2 separate regions of the Homo sapiens genome follow, and region 1 is linked to region 2. The links are chromatin loops, found by intact Hi-C in ENCODE. Cell type or tissue: endothelial cell of umbilical vein. All regions are shown on one strand.

The links. A loop is a pair of places that touch in the nucleus more often than their neighbours do. Peaks named below come from ENCODE experiments on the same cell type or tissue, not always from the same donor. Only the 100,000 strongest peaks of a DNase experiment are listed, where the experiment ranks them.
Region 1: a loop joins it to region 2, with 17 times the contacts of the local background. A loop is called at or near these places in 34 of 110 quality-filtered maps.

What each region holds. Positions count from the first base shown.
Region 1 is chr4:90,020,719-90,028,718 of GRCh38, reverse strand. No RefSeq gene overlaps it. Among named protein-coding and RNA genes, the nearest start is that of CCSER1, 100 kb to the left of the region's middle. In endothelial cell of umbilical vein, no CTCF peak of the experiment used is centred here; a DNase peak (open chromatin) is centred at 3,248; H3K27me3 peaks cover 296 bases.
Region 2 is chr4:90,289,721-90,297,720 of GRCh38, reverse strand. All of the region lies in intron 1 of CCSER1 (coiled-coil serine rich protein 1), which reads right to left. Among named protein-coding and RNA genes, the nearest start is that of CCSER1, 170 kb to the right of the region's middle. In endothelial cell of umbilical vein, a CTCF peak has its summit at 4,191; no DNase peak of the experiment used is centred here.

The sequences.
Region 1 (8,000 bases), 270 kb after region 2:
GCAGAGGTGGTTATATTGACTAAGCATCTAATTTGGTATTAGCACATTTTAGCTGCTGAATAGATGTGACCTCCCTTTTGTTTCCAATCTGCTAGCAACCACCTAGTTAGATTCTATCATCACACCTCCTGTCACCACTACCAACAATCCCCTTCCATCAACCTTAAGGTACACTCCCATATTTAAATAGCAGACATCCATGAACCTGGAGCCTTCTGAATGATGGCTGTGGAAGAGGTCACCTGTACCTGCAGTCCTCCACTCTGCCTTTCTCTGCCCTCAGCCAGCTCCATTTCTTTAATTATAAACTATTTTAGTTCTTCTGGTTTCTTTTGTAAATTATTGCCTATGAATGCTGCACTCTTCTTCTGCATGTGTGCAATGAACTCAGAAAGTCACTAAAGGCTGAAAATCAGTATTTATTCACACATCTATTGCAAAACCCATTTTTACCCACATTTTTTTCATTTGACCATTGTTTAGGAAGAAACAATGTTGTGTCATCTCTTGTAAAAAGAAAATTATCACATTGTAATTGTACTATTGAATCATTAACACAAAATCATTCACATAGAAGCTAACAAATAATTACTTCAGTGTAACAGGTTTAGTTTGCACCAAGGCAGATTAGGACAGAAATAATATGTCTGTATTATCCACTATCTTCAAAGATCAAGAAACTGGATAAACACGAATACCTCAAAATAATAAAAATAATATAAAAGCTACCCAGGTAACAAAAATATTATTTTTTTCAGCTCTTTCAGGTGACTGTGTTAATTGACTTGGTTTATCCACTTGGTCCACACATCCTGAGTGATCAAAAAGAAAACAGGTACAATAATAATTTTTAAAAATGTAATGATTAAAATGGTAAACGCATTTAGTTAATTGGTGCAGTCATCAATGTTTATGTTCTAGTTCTGCTTTATTTCAAGACGAATCATTTACTGGAAACCCCCAGTAAATTCATACCTTAAGGAACCACAAGTTTATCTTCACTTCCTTATTACTAAAGGAGAAGTCAATTGCTGCACATTTGAAAATGTCTCTATAAGTCAGACTAGCATAAATTAAAATATATGCATCAAATTATATAACCAATTTAAAGTAGGGCATAGAAATATAAGCCAGGCTTTGTTGTTGTTGTTTTCTTTTGTTTTTTGTTTGTTTTGGGAAAGGAAGTAAACTAAGACCTAAAGATGAGAGATTGGTTAGGATAGGTCCAACATACATATTTTTAAAAATTAGAAGCACTGAGTCCTTATCTTATATCTCCTCCTTTAGGCCTTGTTGCTCAATGTATGTCCTATAATTTTATATTAATTTTCAGTGATACCGATGAGTTTTTCAAGTAAAATGAAATATACGTAAGATTTTTAGATATGCATTCAGTAAACTATGATACTATAACCCAGTTGAGTAAATGGAGAAAGAAGAAAGAAAAAGGAAGAAAAGGAGAGGAGGACAAGGAGAAGGAAAACAAGTCATGGCTCCAGGGAAGCATTGTTCTGACACTGATGTGTGTCAGCTAAGTAGGAAACAATGCAAGACAGATGTACTCAAGGGTGCACAATCTGTTTCTTTATAAGGTACTCAACTTTCCTGATGATTCCATGTGAGCATAATCTCCCTCTCTCTGTTTCCTTTTTCTATGTAACATTCCAGCTCCTCGATGTTAAACAGAGTCAATATTTTAAGACTGTGTGTAGTTTCCATTTTATTTGAAAAAGAGACACAAAAGCATTAAAATACTATGGGCTGCAGGGCACTAGTTATTTATAAAAATTAATACTTATTAGTTATACTCAGAGGTTAACTAAAGCTATATATAAACATGTAAGTTTTGAGACTATCAACAATTTTAATTACTTAAGATGTTTAGAGTTGACAAAATGTTTGGTGTCAATGATAGTAACCCCAGCGGTCTTGCATTCACTAACATTGGAGGGAATCAAATTGGGGTTACCCTAGGAAAAGACTTTTCTTGGGGAAAAAATAACTCCTTATGAACAGAAATAGTCTTATATTCTCAGAGTCCTTTTGCTTCTTTTGTCTAGAGCCTTGTCTCTCCTGATACTGTAATCACATTTAATTATCTTTGCTTGAGTATTTAAAAAATAGCAGAACCTAAACCTTGAATGAACTCATTACTTACATTCTTATTACTATTTTTCTGTATTTGAAGTTAAAATAACGTATTTTTTAAAAGTAAGACCAAAGTGTCCTGATTTAAACAATTCGGTAATAAAATATTACTTGTGGCTCTTATTCCATATACACCAAATTTGGAATAACCAGTATCAATTATCAATCATCTTGACTTACTCCATCATAATTTTTTAAAAGCTGATATAGCATGTAAACTTACATTTCTGAGTTTTTGCTTGGTTTTGGTGCATATCAGGTGTACAGTGGCTTATACAAAATTTTTTAAATTTATGCTGCTGGAGATGGATATTAGCATATGAGCCTGTGACTTCTGCTTTTTAACAGTACTTTTCCATTTTAAAAGCATAACCTTTAGATGTGTGCAGACACCACATATCTGCAATTATATAATTACTTGATGCATATGCATAATGTTGAAATTACAGATGCTCCTCTATGCTCATTTAGCTGAGAGTGTGAAAAACACCATGGTTCCGTCAGTTCATTGAAAGTAGCTAGAAGATTAAAATGTTCACAGGTGTTCTTAAGCCACTAACCAAAATGGTCAATAGACTAATTTTTATTGCTTCAGTCCAACTCACTTTGTTTAAAAATGTTCTCTCAGAAACATTTTAATTTCTGCCCAAATTAGATATTCAGCATATGTGTTCATATTAACTTTAGACTAAAGCATAGATTAATAGTTTGAATTTTTGTTAAATAAATAAATGTTAGGTGACCACTTTTTTTTTTTTTTTTGCTAACTCTAGGTCCAGAATTGAATATCAAAAGCAGAAATACCAGACCAAAATATAATCAGAACAAAATAAGGGGTAAAATTTTCAGCCAAATTTTGCAGAGCAAAATAGATATTTTAAATTGATGTTGTGGTTTAGTGATGGTAGTATTCGAGTCTATTTTGATTTTCATTTAGACATGAGATATTTAAGAGAAAATGTTAATATGGGATGTGGTGTTGGTGGTTTTTTTATTTTTTCGGTTAGACTCAGTTCAAATAAGGTAAGATCTTACAGAACCAAATATGGCTTTTTTCTTTTCTTTTTCTTTTTCTTTTTAAATTTCCTTTTGGTAGATTAGAAGAAACAAAGGATATGCATATGTGCCCTCTGCTGGCAAAGTAAAAATCATGACCATTTTCTAGAGACAATAAAAACAAAATCCTGGAAGCAGAACAGTGCATTATATTCAAAGATGTTTTACAGAAGGAGCAAAACAGATTTGAATTAATTAAGTAAATGTCTTAAAAGGACTGAAGACAAGTTTGGTATTGTGGTTTATAGCAAAGCTAAATGAAGTTCTTGAAAAATTAGAATGTTGTTTTTTAGTCTTAAAATTGTTATATTAATTTGTTGAAAATAATGAAACTGTAACATCTAGTTTGGTAAATTCCATTAAGGTTTTCAGAGACAAAATAAAGCTAGATTACTTTGTGAGAGTAATTCAAGCTTTCTAGGCCTCTAACAATAATTATAGTGCATTTGCCTCTCAATCTTAAATACTGGATAAATTTTCTATTCATAGAATTAATAGAATACTGGTATTTTGAACTAAACTGCACTGCTTTAACATTTTCATCCTCTTAAAATCTTGAAAAATAATACTTGAAATGAATTTGTATAACCTTATCAAATTGAAGAAGCACGAAGATTTTTAAAAACAAAGGCTTCATAAAATTAATCTACCCCAGAAATTTTGTAAAAAATCAACAAATGTTTTCCAAACTGAAAACATTTGCAGACAATAAATAAGAAATAAGGATATAATCAATGCATTAGTGTCAACTCAGGAGAATGTAACAAATGATGCCCTGAAGAGTTCATCTGAGGCCTGGTGTTTGTCTATCTTCTTATCAAGTGTCAGGATGATAAAACATAGAACATACTCTTTAAATCTGAAACTGGCTTTAAGGAGCCAAAGATTGATTCAGTCCCAACATGGAGAATGATGTTTTGGAGGTAAAAAGTACCTCAGGAGTTAATCTACCCAAACTTTCTTATTGTATAAAGGAGGAAACTGAGGCCCAAAAAGATTAGAGGAAACTACAGTTAAGCAAAAAAAAAAAAAAAAAACAGAGACAGAATAAAGTTCAATTAAGACAAGTATGGTGCTGTATGTTAGAGAAGAAAAACAAAAATATCCCATAAGTCCAACAGAAAAATGGCTTAGGAGCATAGCTCACAACAAGTTGACCGTGAATCACTAATATGAGGGGAAAGTATAAAATTTTTATTAAAAAATACAATAAAATACTGAAGAGAATTCAGAAAAGGCAGTAAAATGTATAGCAAAAAATATAATAGGTGTAAATAAGGGTCAGATAATTTATTCCTTATGCTACTACCAATTAGTTATAACTCGATCAGTTACTTAATCAATCTGTCACTTTCTAAATATGTAAAGTAAATTGGTCATTCACATGACTGTCTCCTATTGACTTTTAATGAACTGCACAGTATTGGCTGGCACACACACTAAAAGTGGGCTTCTTCTACATATGAGCGGCACACACAATGATACATAGATGATTCTTAAAACTATATACTATAAATGTAGTTAAAACTATATAATTTTACAAATTTGACAAATATTCACAAAACTAATTATTGGGCTAGAAAGAAAGTAAGGATGTTGTGATGGTTAAGGTTGAATGTCAACTCGATTGGATTGATGGATGCAAAGTATTGTTCCTGGGTGTGTCTGTGAGGGTGTTGCTAAAGGAGATTAACATTTGAGTCAGTGGACTGGGAGAAACAGACCCACACTCAATCTGGGTGGGCACCATCTAATCAGCTGCCAGCATGGCTAGAATAAAAGGAGGCAGAAGACTTTGGAAGGACTAGACTGGCTGAGTCTTCCGGCCTTTATCTTTCTCCCATGCTGGATGCTTCCTGCCCTAGAACAGTGGACTCCAAGTTCTTCAGCTTTTGGAATCTTGGACTTACATCAATGGTTTGCCAGGGGCTCTCAGGCCTTCAGCCACAGACTGAAGGCTGCACAATCGGCTTCCCTACTTTTGAGGTTTTGGGACTTGGAGTGACTTCCTTGCTACTCAGCTTGCAGACAGCCTGTTGTGGGATTTCACTTTACGATCATTTGAGTCAATTATCTTTAAACTCCCTTTCATAAATACCTCTGTCCCAATAGTCCTGTTCCTCTAGAGAACCATGACTAATACAGATGTTTTTAGAGAATGTGGGGTAAGGGAGACAAAATAGAAAAGAAGAAATCTTTTTTCAATGTGACTATGCTCTTTTTTCATCACAGTTTAGTCACTAGAATATCAAATACGCCCAGTCTCTCATTTTAAATAGGAATAATTGGAAATGCAAAGAGTTAAGTGATCTGGTTAAAGTTAAAAGTTAGCAAATATCAAAGCTGTAGAACCCATGTGTGAGTTATTTATATTATCCTTAATAAATTAACAAGCTTTTCTCCATTACTGTGGCTAGAATGATAGGATTGAAGACAAGGGAAGTTAATTCCAGTCTGTCTACCCTCTTATAAATAAAAGAAAACCCACAATGACTTAGCATTTATTTGACCATCAGTTTCTTATATTTTAATTTTAAAGTTATTTTTTTCATTTTCACTTCACTTGCATATTTTCTTAATGGCATTGGACATTTATTTTTGTTAGTTACAGCTATAGCTAATTTTTGAATGTTAGATGAATCTTCTAAGAGAAAATAGTGGAGTATATTTTACAGAGATATATTGAATTTCCTAAATGGCCACATTAAAAGTCATGCAGAGCAAAGAAGACAGTAACACTGATGTTCATTAGTAGATTTATTTATTAGTAGCCTAGCAGCTTTAACAGACATCCAATCCATTCAGATATTATGTTTATGTTTTCTTAGAAAAAAATTGAAACACTAATCTGCCAAAAAGTGATATTGAAGAGATACACAATGATTTTAATATATGTAGGAAGTATACGTATAATACAGAAAATATTCAGAACACAGAAGCATGCCAATTTTGTAAGTAAAAAGTCATAAAAGGCCATTTGCCAGATGGAAGGGTAGTGCAGCAAGATGTAAAAGTGTCTGAGGTAAGGAAATACAGCAAGAGACATGACACAGTTGATCAGAAAAAGGACCATAAAGATGAAGTTTAAGCTCTTATGAATATAACAAAAATAAGGTCAACTTGTACACCAAATTAAGGACATAGAAATTCAAGGGGTGACTGTTTAGTTATTAGGTGGCAAATGCATAAAAAAGAAAATTACAGATATAACAATTGGTATACATGTTCTTTGAGAATATGTTAGAAAGGGTGAAAGCCAAATTTGAAATAATGTGAAAAACCTGTTAATAGACAGAGGGTACCTAACCAAGGCACCATCAGATCATCAGAATTGCAGGCTATCCATGTCATTTGCAATGAGCCTTAAATTGTTGTAAACTTTAAGTAACATTGATGTAAAGGGAAGTAATGACTACTATGAGGGACCAAAAGCCAAAAACTCAGTTGTAATTCTTCCACTTATATATAGGGCTGAAGTCTCTAGAATATAGTTAGACTTCCTCTGAAGGATAAGGAGAGTTTTGGATGGAGTGAGATGCCCTCGTGGTACTATGCTTTATTTTCAGGAAGAGAAAACAGACAAGTCTTACTGCCACTGGAAATCTTGCTAGTGGCCTCCCTTATAGGGCTACTTCCAGTTTGCTGTGTGAAGGCAATGTGACTATGCTCTTTAACCTCACTTTGAATATCCAGGAAGTGCTCTGGGGTGAGTGGCAGTCCCATGCCATTATTAAGATAAAGAATTCTGGGGTTTTTTTGTTTTTTCATTTTTTTCCATTTTCTAGGTTATTTTGTTTTCCTATGAAATCTAGTGGTGCAGAGTAGTTAGTTATAATACTCGCTGATGCTTTGCATTTTCAAGCAAGGTAAGATTCTATAGTCAGAGGTGATTTTTAGTTTTTTAAAATTAAATAAGTTTTGTTTATTTTTTTGAGACAGAGGCTGGCTCTGTTGCCCAGGCTGGAGTGCAGTGAGTGGCTAACTGCAACCACTGCCTCCCTGGTTCAAGCAGTTCTCCTGCCTCAGCCTCCCGAGTAGCTGAGACTACAGGCACCTGCCACAATGCCTGGTTAATTTTTTGTATTTTGGCAGAGATGGGGTTTCACCATGTTGCCCAGGCTAGTCTCAAACTCCTGAACTCAGGCAATCTGCCTGCCTAGGGCCTCCCAAAGTGCTAGGATTACAGGCATGTGCCACTGCACCTGGCCTATTTTTTTTTTTTTTTTTGGTAAAATTAAGTTAATTTTATAGAGTAGCCATATGTAAAGAAAAATATCATGACCAGTTGTGTTCAGACAGATCTATGGTTATAATATACATTTTCTTAGTGGATAAATGTCCAAGGTATTGGAAAACTTTAGGACCGAAGTCCTGCAGATTTTGATCGACAGCATCAATTGTTTCTAAAACATCCTATATGCTCCTGCATTGTTCCACCATATTCCATGGACGGTTTTTCAAACAGACACTTGATCACACTTTCCATCTAGTCTAGCTCTATCTTGGTCCACACATCCACCCTGTGCCCTCCAGTAGCTGAGCATTTCTCTAATCCATACATTTAGCATTGTAGGTGAGAGGACAATCTCAGGATGATGTAACTGATTAACCCTGGTGGCACAGTGCCCATGATGCTCCTAAGCCTTCAAACTGTAATTTGAGGGTCTATTTCATGGCAATTCAAGAAAATGTTCCCTCTCTTGAGAAGAAACAAAATGGAGTTCATATTATAGTAAACTTTCTTCCATAATACTTTAACCAGGTATGTACTAAGTTATAAAATTATAATTAACCAA
Region 2 (8,000 bases):
ACAAAATTCAACAACCCTTCATGCTAAAAACTCTCAATAAATTAGGTGTTGATGGGATGTATCTCAAAATAATAAGAGCTATCTATGACAAACCCACAGCCAATATCATACTGAATGGGCAAAAACTGGAAGCATTCCCTTTGAAAACTGGCACAAGACAGGGATGCCCTCTCTCACGACTCCTATTCAACATAGTGTTGGAAGTTCTGGCCAGGGCAATCAGGCAGGAGAAGGAAATAAAGGGCATTCAATTAGGAAAAGAGGAAGTCAAACTGTCCCTGTTTGCAGATGACATGATTATATATCTAGAAAACCCCACTGTCTCAGCCCAAAATCTCCTTAAGCTGATAAGCAACTTCAGCAAAGTCTCAGGATATAAAATCAATGTACAAAAATCACAAGCATTCTTATACACCAATAACAGACAAACAGAGAGCCAAATCATGAGTGAACTCCCATTCACAATTGCTTCAAAGAGAATAAAATACCTAGGAATCCAACTTACAAGGGATGTGAAGGACCTCTTCAAGGAGAACTACAAACTACTTCTCAATGAAATAAAAGAGGATACAAACAAATGGAAGAACATTCCATGCTCATGGGTAGGAAGAATCAATATTGTGAAAATGGCCATACTGCCCAAGGTAATTTATAGATCCAATGCCATCCCCATCAAGCTACCACTGACTTTCTTCACAGAATTGGAAAAAACTACTTTAAAGTTCATATGGAAACAAAAAAGAGCCCACATTGCCAAGTCAATCCTAAGCCAAAAGAACAAAGCTGGAAGCATCACGCTACCTGACTTCAAACTATACTACAAGGCTACAGTAACCAAAACAGCATGGTACTGGTACCAAAACACAGATATAGATCAATGGAACAGAACAGAGCCCTCAGAAATAATGCCGCATATCTACAACTATCTGATCTTTGACAAATCTGAGGAAAACAAGCAATGGGGAAATGATTCCCTATTTAATAAATGGTGCTGGGGAAACTGGGTAGCCATATGTAGAAAGCTGAAACTGGATGCCTTCCTTACACCTTATACAAAAATTAATCCAAGATGGATTAAAGACTTAAACGTTAGACCTAAAACCATAAAAACCCTAGAAGAAAACCTAGGCATTACCATTCAGGACATAGGCATGGGCAAGGACTTCATGTCTAAAGCACCAAAAGCAATGGCAACAAAAGCCAAAATTGACAAATGGGGTCTAATTAAACTAAAGAGCTTCTGCACAGCAAAAGAAGCCACCATCAGAGTGAACCGGCAACCTACAGAATAGGAGAAAATTTTTGCATCCTACTCATCTGGCAAAGGGCTAATATCCAGAATCTACAACTCAAACAAATTTACAAGAAAAAAAACAACCCCATCAAAAAGTGGGCAAAGGATATGAACAGACACTTCTCATTTTTAAAACCGTCTGTTACAAATAATTTCAAAATATTTGACCACATTGATCACTTTGACTGCACATGACTGAATAATTGTTCACTGTCAACAAAATAGTTTAGTCAGGGAGCAAAGAACTGACAATATTATGAACATTCAAAGACTGTCTCAGAGTCTGAACATGATTTCCAAAAGCTGAATTTGATAAATTTGTTGAGCGGTGGCAATGTCAGTATAACAAAAATACAACTTTAAAGAGGATAGCACACATCTTAAAATATATGTTTATTAGTAAAGAGCAGTTGTTTTTTTTTATAATTATATCTTCCATTGGAGAATTGGCTTGATTTTAAAACACTGATTTCAAAAAAAATGTCATCACAGGTCCAGGATAGATTTCCTAGAAGCAGAGCCTGAGTAAGGAATTCTTGTTCAAACATGAGAAGCTGATTAAAGAAAGAAAGTCTAATAAGATGGGGACACTGGGGATATGTGGATAAGAAGCTAAGCCAGGATGTGGTCAAAACTGGACACTAGCTTCAGACTGATCCCATGGGAAAGCTCTGGAGCACTAATTGATACATTAAGACAGGGGCTGGTCTTTGGTATCCTATGCCAGTCAGATAATTAATATCTGGAATATATAAAGAACTATAAATCAATAAGAAAAAGAATCTAAAATCAAAAATAAGTGAGCAAAGAATAAGAACAAGTAATTCCTGAAAGAAGAAATACAAATCACCAATGAATATATATTTAAAATACTCAAACTCATTAGTAATCGGGGAAATAGAAAGAACTCCTATGAGCCAGTAAGAAACAGAAAACACAAAGAATAAAAGGGAGCAAAGAATAGTAACAGGAAATTTATAGAAAAGGAAATATAAATCACTAATCAACATTACGAGCAGATATTCAACTCCATTATCAACCAGAAATAAATACAATATTTTTCATTTATAACTTTTTAAAACTTAATAATATCAGGTTTGGTGAAAAAGTAGTATATATGGACAGACATTTACAAAGAAATCCAAATTGTTAAAGTCATTTAAAAATTAAAATTATTTATCAAAGTATAAAATGAAAAAATAATTCTACTTCTCAGCATTTACCCTAGAATAATACTCACAGATCTGCTCAAAGAAGCATGTACAGGGATACTCAGGCTTATTGTAGTGAAAATATAAAATAATATAAATGTTCATTAATATGAGAATTTTTAAAATTCTAAAAATGGTCTATTTATTCCACAGCATAATATATAAGAGCTAAACATATAAGGTCAAAGATATGAACAAACAAAGGAAAAATTTCCAAGGCATTGTGTTAATAAAATCAAATTGGTAAGTGATATACTATTCGGAATACATTTTATGTCAATTCAAAATTTATTATCAAATAGTATGTATAATATTAAATACTCTGCAGAATCATATGTGTGTATGATTTTTTTTCTTCCTGAAAAAAATCTTGAAGGATGTACTTCAAAGCATTAACAGTGATTACCCTTAAAGAGGGCCTTTGAATTGAGGTTGTCGTCAACGGGGACATGGTGTTATATGTAATACGATGCTTCAACAATCAGAATGAATTCATGAATTACTTTTATATTTAAGACTTTAAAAATCAAAATAAGGGAGTATGAGATATATAGCCTATTTAAAAACTACAAAATATGGAAGGATATAGAAATACGCATGTAAATGTCTTAAAAGCAACTTGGAAGATACACAAAAATTATTAACAGTGGTTTCCACTGGGAAGGAATAGGAGATTGGACATATCAGAAAATGCCTTTTCTAAAAATAATTTCACCAAGTTCGACAAAATACAAACATCAATTCCTAGTGTTTTAATAACTGCTTCAATTTTTATAGTTTAATATAAAATATTTAAATAAATAAAACATATGGAAGTGCTAAGAATCCTTAAAATAATATAAAGACTTTGTATTTTTTTTCCTTTTTATGGAGAACGGGGTCTCGCTATATTGCCCAGGCAGGTCTCAAATCCTAGGCTCAAGCTATCCTCCTGCCTCTGCCTCCCTAAGAGCTGGGATTACAGGCATGAGCCACTGCGCCCGGCAAGACTATTTTTTATTAAACTACATTTTAATAGTAAAATTTATACTTTATATAGATTTTCAATCCAAGTGGTATCTGTTTATAAATTGGGATCAACTTTTGTAACAGCTCGGATTCTATCTGGTTTCACTATTGCAAGCTATTTCCTGCCTCTTAGAAAAAAAGTCAATTTATTTTAACAACACAATAATTCATCTAAAATGGCAGTGAGCCATAAGACACAAATAATTCACTCCAGGTTTTTCACAATCTTTTTAATGTTTAATATTTCCATATTACAAACAATAAACCACAATAGATTTTTGTATGTTGGTTAATAAATTTAAGTAATATGATGATTTAGAAGTATGTAGCATTATGACTTTTTCTCATTAATAACAAATTGATGCCATTATACCTCTTCCTTTCAAAGCTAGTTTGTCAGTTTATATTTTACTTATTTTTAAGTAAACTATATATCTGAGATGCATGTTCTTTTGAGACATCTATAATGGTTCGTTTGTTTACTGTATATTAAAATGACTGGATTTGCCTTAAATTTTTTATTTTCTTTAAATTTTTTATTTTCTTAAATTTAAAAAATCTTTGAAAAGATCTTTAAAAAATCTTCTTAAATTTTTTATTTTCTTTTTTTATTTTATAAAATAAAAATAAGTTTATAATAAATAACCTGCAGTTTCATTTACATAGCAGCAGAGGGTGCAGGAGATCTTCCTTTTTGACGGTAAAGTTAATTTTTTATTCTAACTCTTATTGGGCATTTAATTATTAAAAATATCACAAAATCCTTAAAGTATATTAACAAATTAAATCTTTTTAAAACAATTAGTATCTGATAAAAATAAATTGCCTTTTAGATCAAAGAAAAACTCGATTCAACTTGAAAGCTTGAAACAACAGAATAATAAAAATCAGAGTTTCTAAAGTTTTTCTCTTATAAATATGTATAGGATCTATATTTTTAAAGGGATTCACACTCATATATATATCAATTCAAATTTATTTTTCATTTTTCTGATAGTTTCTTGTTGTTTTTGAAACATCATGAACATATGTCTAAAATAAAACTGTACTGCTTTGTAGAAAACATATTAGTGTAAAAGATGTATAAAGATGGTAACATTTTATTCTGATTATAAATTTTAGGTATCACTTTATTTTTTATTGTATTAAACATACTCCATACAGCAGCTAATAGTAACAGATACGAACGTAAAGAAGAAAATGAAAAAACTATCTTATATCAACATAGGATGAATACCAAAGTCTGAGAAAAAGAATTTTAAAGTACTAATCGGAATACATGTTAGGATAGTAAATTAAAAGGTGGCTACATTGGACATTTATAATTATTTCTGTGTCTGTGTGTGTAGAGTCAGTAATACAGATACCTGACAATAAAAATCAGTATAGGCAGTAATATGGAATCCAACATTTTCAGTGCATGTTCTAGTTCAAACACAAATGTTAGATCAATAGAACTGAAAGTCAGCATTGGTCTGGTGAAAGGAAAAAAAAAATATGAGTATATCCACAAACAATTGCAGCTTTTTTTTTAAGTAAGTGCTGTTATAGGTGTCTCCTATATAATGCTGACTGCAGCATGTTAAGGAATATGCTGATTTCCATTCAGTCATGTATTGGCATTGTGTACTAATTCTGTTACAATCATGTGAAAAACAGAATCTTGGGTTTGGCTTTTTTAAAAGAGCTGTCTTTGAACTCAACATATAATGATCACATTCATTAATAACACTTTCACAATATATTTGTGGATATAATTTCTCTTGGGTTCTGTTTCTCTATTATTAAGATTAGACAACTGATTAGATGAATTATGTGAGCCCCTCTGATTTATTAAAACATATGCATGCAGTCTGTGAAATTTAGTACACATACAAATATACATACACACATATATACTCATATATATCTGAATATCATTTTTTCTAGTTCAAAGTTAACAACAAACTAGAATCAATATTCCATAGATATGAAGGGAAAAATAATGTGTTATAAGCCATTACCACTAACACATAAATGTAGTGTGTTACAGAAAAAGAGAGGAAAAAAAGAGCAAAATGATAGTAAAGACAGTCAAAGTATGTCTGGTATATGATAAAATTAGAAATGTGATGACAAGTTTGCCTTCCTCTTTTACTTTAATTGCTAATGTAATCAATGGGCTTAACCAAATCATATACCTATTTTCTTACATTTCTGCTATTACTTAATGTTTTGGTTTGTAATTCATGAGTTAGAACAGGGATATAGGTTTTAGAACCAAGGAAGTATGTCTGATAATTAACATATTTACATAATATAACATTCTAATAGAGTGTCAGATTGAAATTGTTTCAAGTTATGGAGAAATAAGTTTTAAATTGGTGGCAATGTTAAATATTATACCAATAATTAACAAATTCACCTAAATTCATAAATTTTATTTCAAAGTAGACTTTACTAAATATATTAAAGCATATTGCCTATATTGTTCTTTGACTTTAAAAGTTTTTTTAAAAGGAGTTACATAATGAAGATTATAATAAAGGAGATACAACAAATTTAGCTCATTTCTTTCCTTTCTTAAGAAAACCCTTTAAACTTTGTTAATAAATTCAGTAAATTGTCTTCTTTGAGACTATGGGACTGCATCAAATATCACTATCAGGAATGACTAAACTATATTGGGTTTATACTAATATATTGCTAATTTGACAGAATAATAGGTAAGAAAGCATTCATGAGAAAAGGACTTGTGTTTATGGCACAAGGGCCTTTTCAGCTGTGCCCAGTAGCAAGGGTGATGTGACCGACTTGAGTGGCCACTAAGTGGGGATTTTGCATCTTGGAACATTTAGGTAGTTCTGCCTTGGCGACCAACTATTGTATTGAATTTTATATTTGGAAAATGAACTTGTTTTTTGAGGATAATAAATGGAAACCTAAACTAGTTAAGTACTTCACTCAGAAACATGCAAATAGTAGCTGCACTAACATTTATAGAACACAGTATTCCTGATAATAGAATTAAATCTAATCCAATCAAATAAAAGCAGAGACTCTCACTGCCAGAGATATGTCCTTATTTCAATCAAGTAAAAACACTCTTGCTCTGTAAGCACCTGATATCTCTTGTAATTGAATATTGTTTTATTTTTTATGACTTTGAAATAAAAATTATTTTTAAGGAATATAATTATTCCTATCAGATAAATAAATTTGGGTTCAGAAAAGTAAAGGCAAATCTAAATTTTAATCTAGATCTTGCTGATGCTAAAGACAAATTCGGAAATTATAACAATGATGAATGCACAAGAAAGATATCCTGATATTACATATACAACAGTAACAATAACATCATATAATATTGCAAAATAATATTCTGAATGCTATTGCTGCTCTAGGAATGTTTCATTGGAAGTGGCTTAGTATTCCAAATTAGTATTCCAATGACAGATCCACTGTTAGGTAATCAAGAAAAGTTTTAAGCGACTTTCCAATCACTATAGTTCACAGGAAATACAGAAAATATTAATTCCACAAGGGAAAAAAATGCAGCCACTAGCAACAATTTCAACAAAAAACAAGCGAGCGAGAGAGAGAGAGACAGTTGTACCGTCCTACAGATTTCCTCAGGCTAACAGTTGCATATTCAGAATTGAATACTAAACAAGTACTTATGTAGGATCTGAGAACATTTTGTGATTCAAAATAAAATATTCAAAGAAAGAAACAGACATCCTAGCTTAGACAGAGTGGAGAAAGAATATCATACAACAAACATAAGGGTACCCAGAAACTGGAAGGAAAACCTAAAAGAGACCCTATTTGCTTTGTTTGTAGAAAAACCACATACTGGCATTGGAATCCTATGTATATATTTCCTAGCATATAGTATACACTATATATAAATGTTCGGTAATATAAAAAATAATTACTGATGAGGGTCAATGTTGCTCAAAACATTATTTTAACTTTCTTCTGCACATCTTAGTATAGCATTCTGGTTTGGTCCTGTATAATATATGGGTTAACATTCCAGACTACAGTTAATGGTAATGGAATATACATTTCAAAATAGCTAGAAGAGAATAATTCAAATGTACCAGGAGTTAAAAATAAAGATAAATATTTAAGATAATGAGTATTCCAATTACCCAGATTTGATTATATAAATATATCCAATATCACATGTACCCTAAAAATATGTATACCTAATGTGTATTAATAAAAAATTCTGGAGACATATTATCTAGGTTTGGATTTTGGTTTCTGCTCTCACTAACTTTGGGCAATCTACAGTATTTTAATCTCCCTTTGAGCTTCAATTTCACAATGTGTGAAATTGAGTCATACATAGCACCTACCATAAGAAATTTAACTATTATAAGGACTAAAGAAGTTGAGGGCTTAGACCTCTGCTCAACATAAAGGGAAGCAAAGGATAAATGTCATTATTTTTATTACAAAATTAGGTAAAGTGTTTTAACCTTTTTAATTTAGTCAAG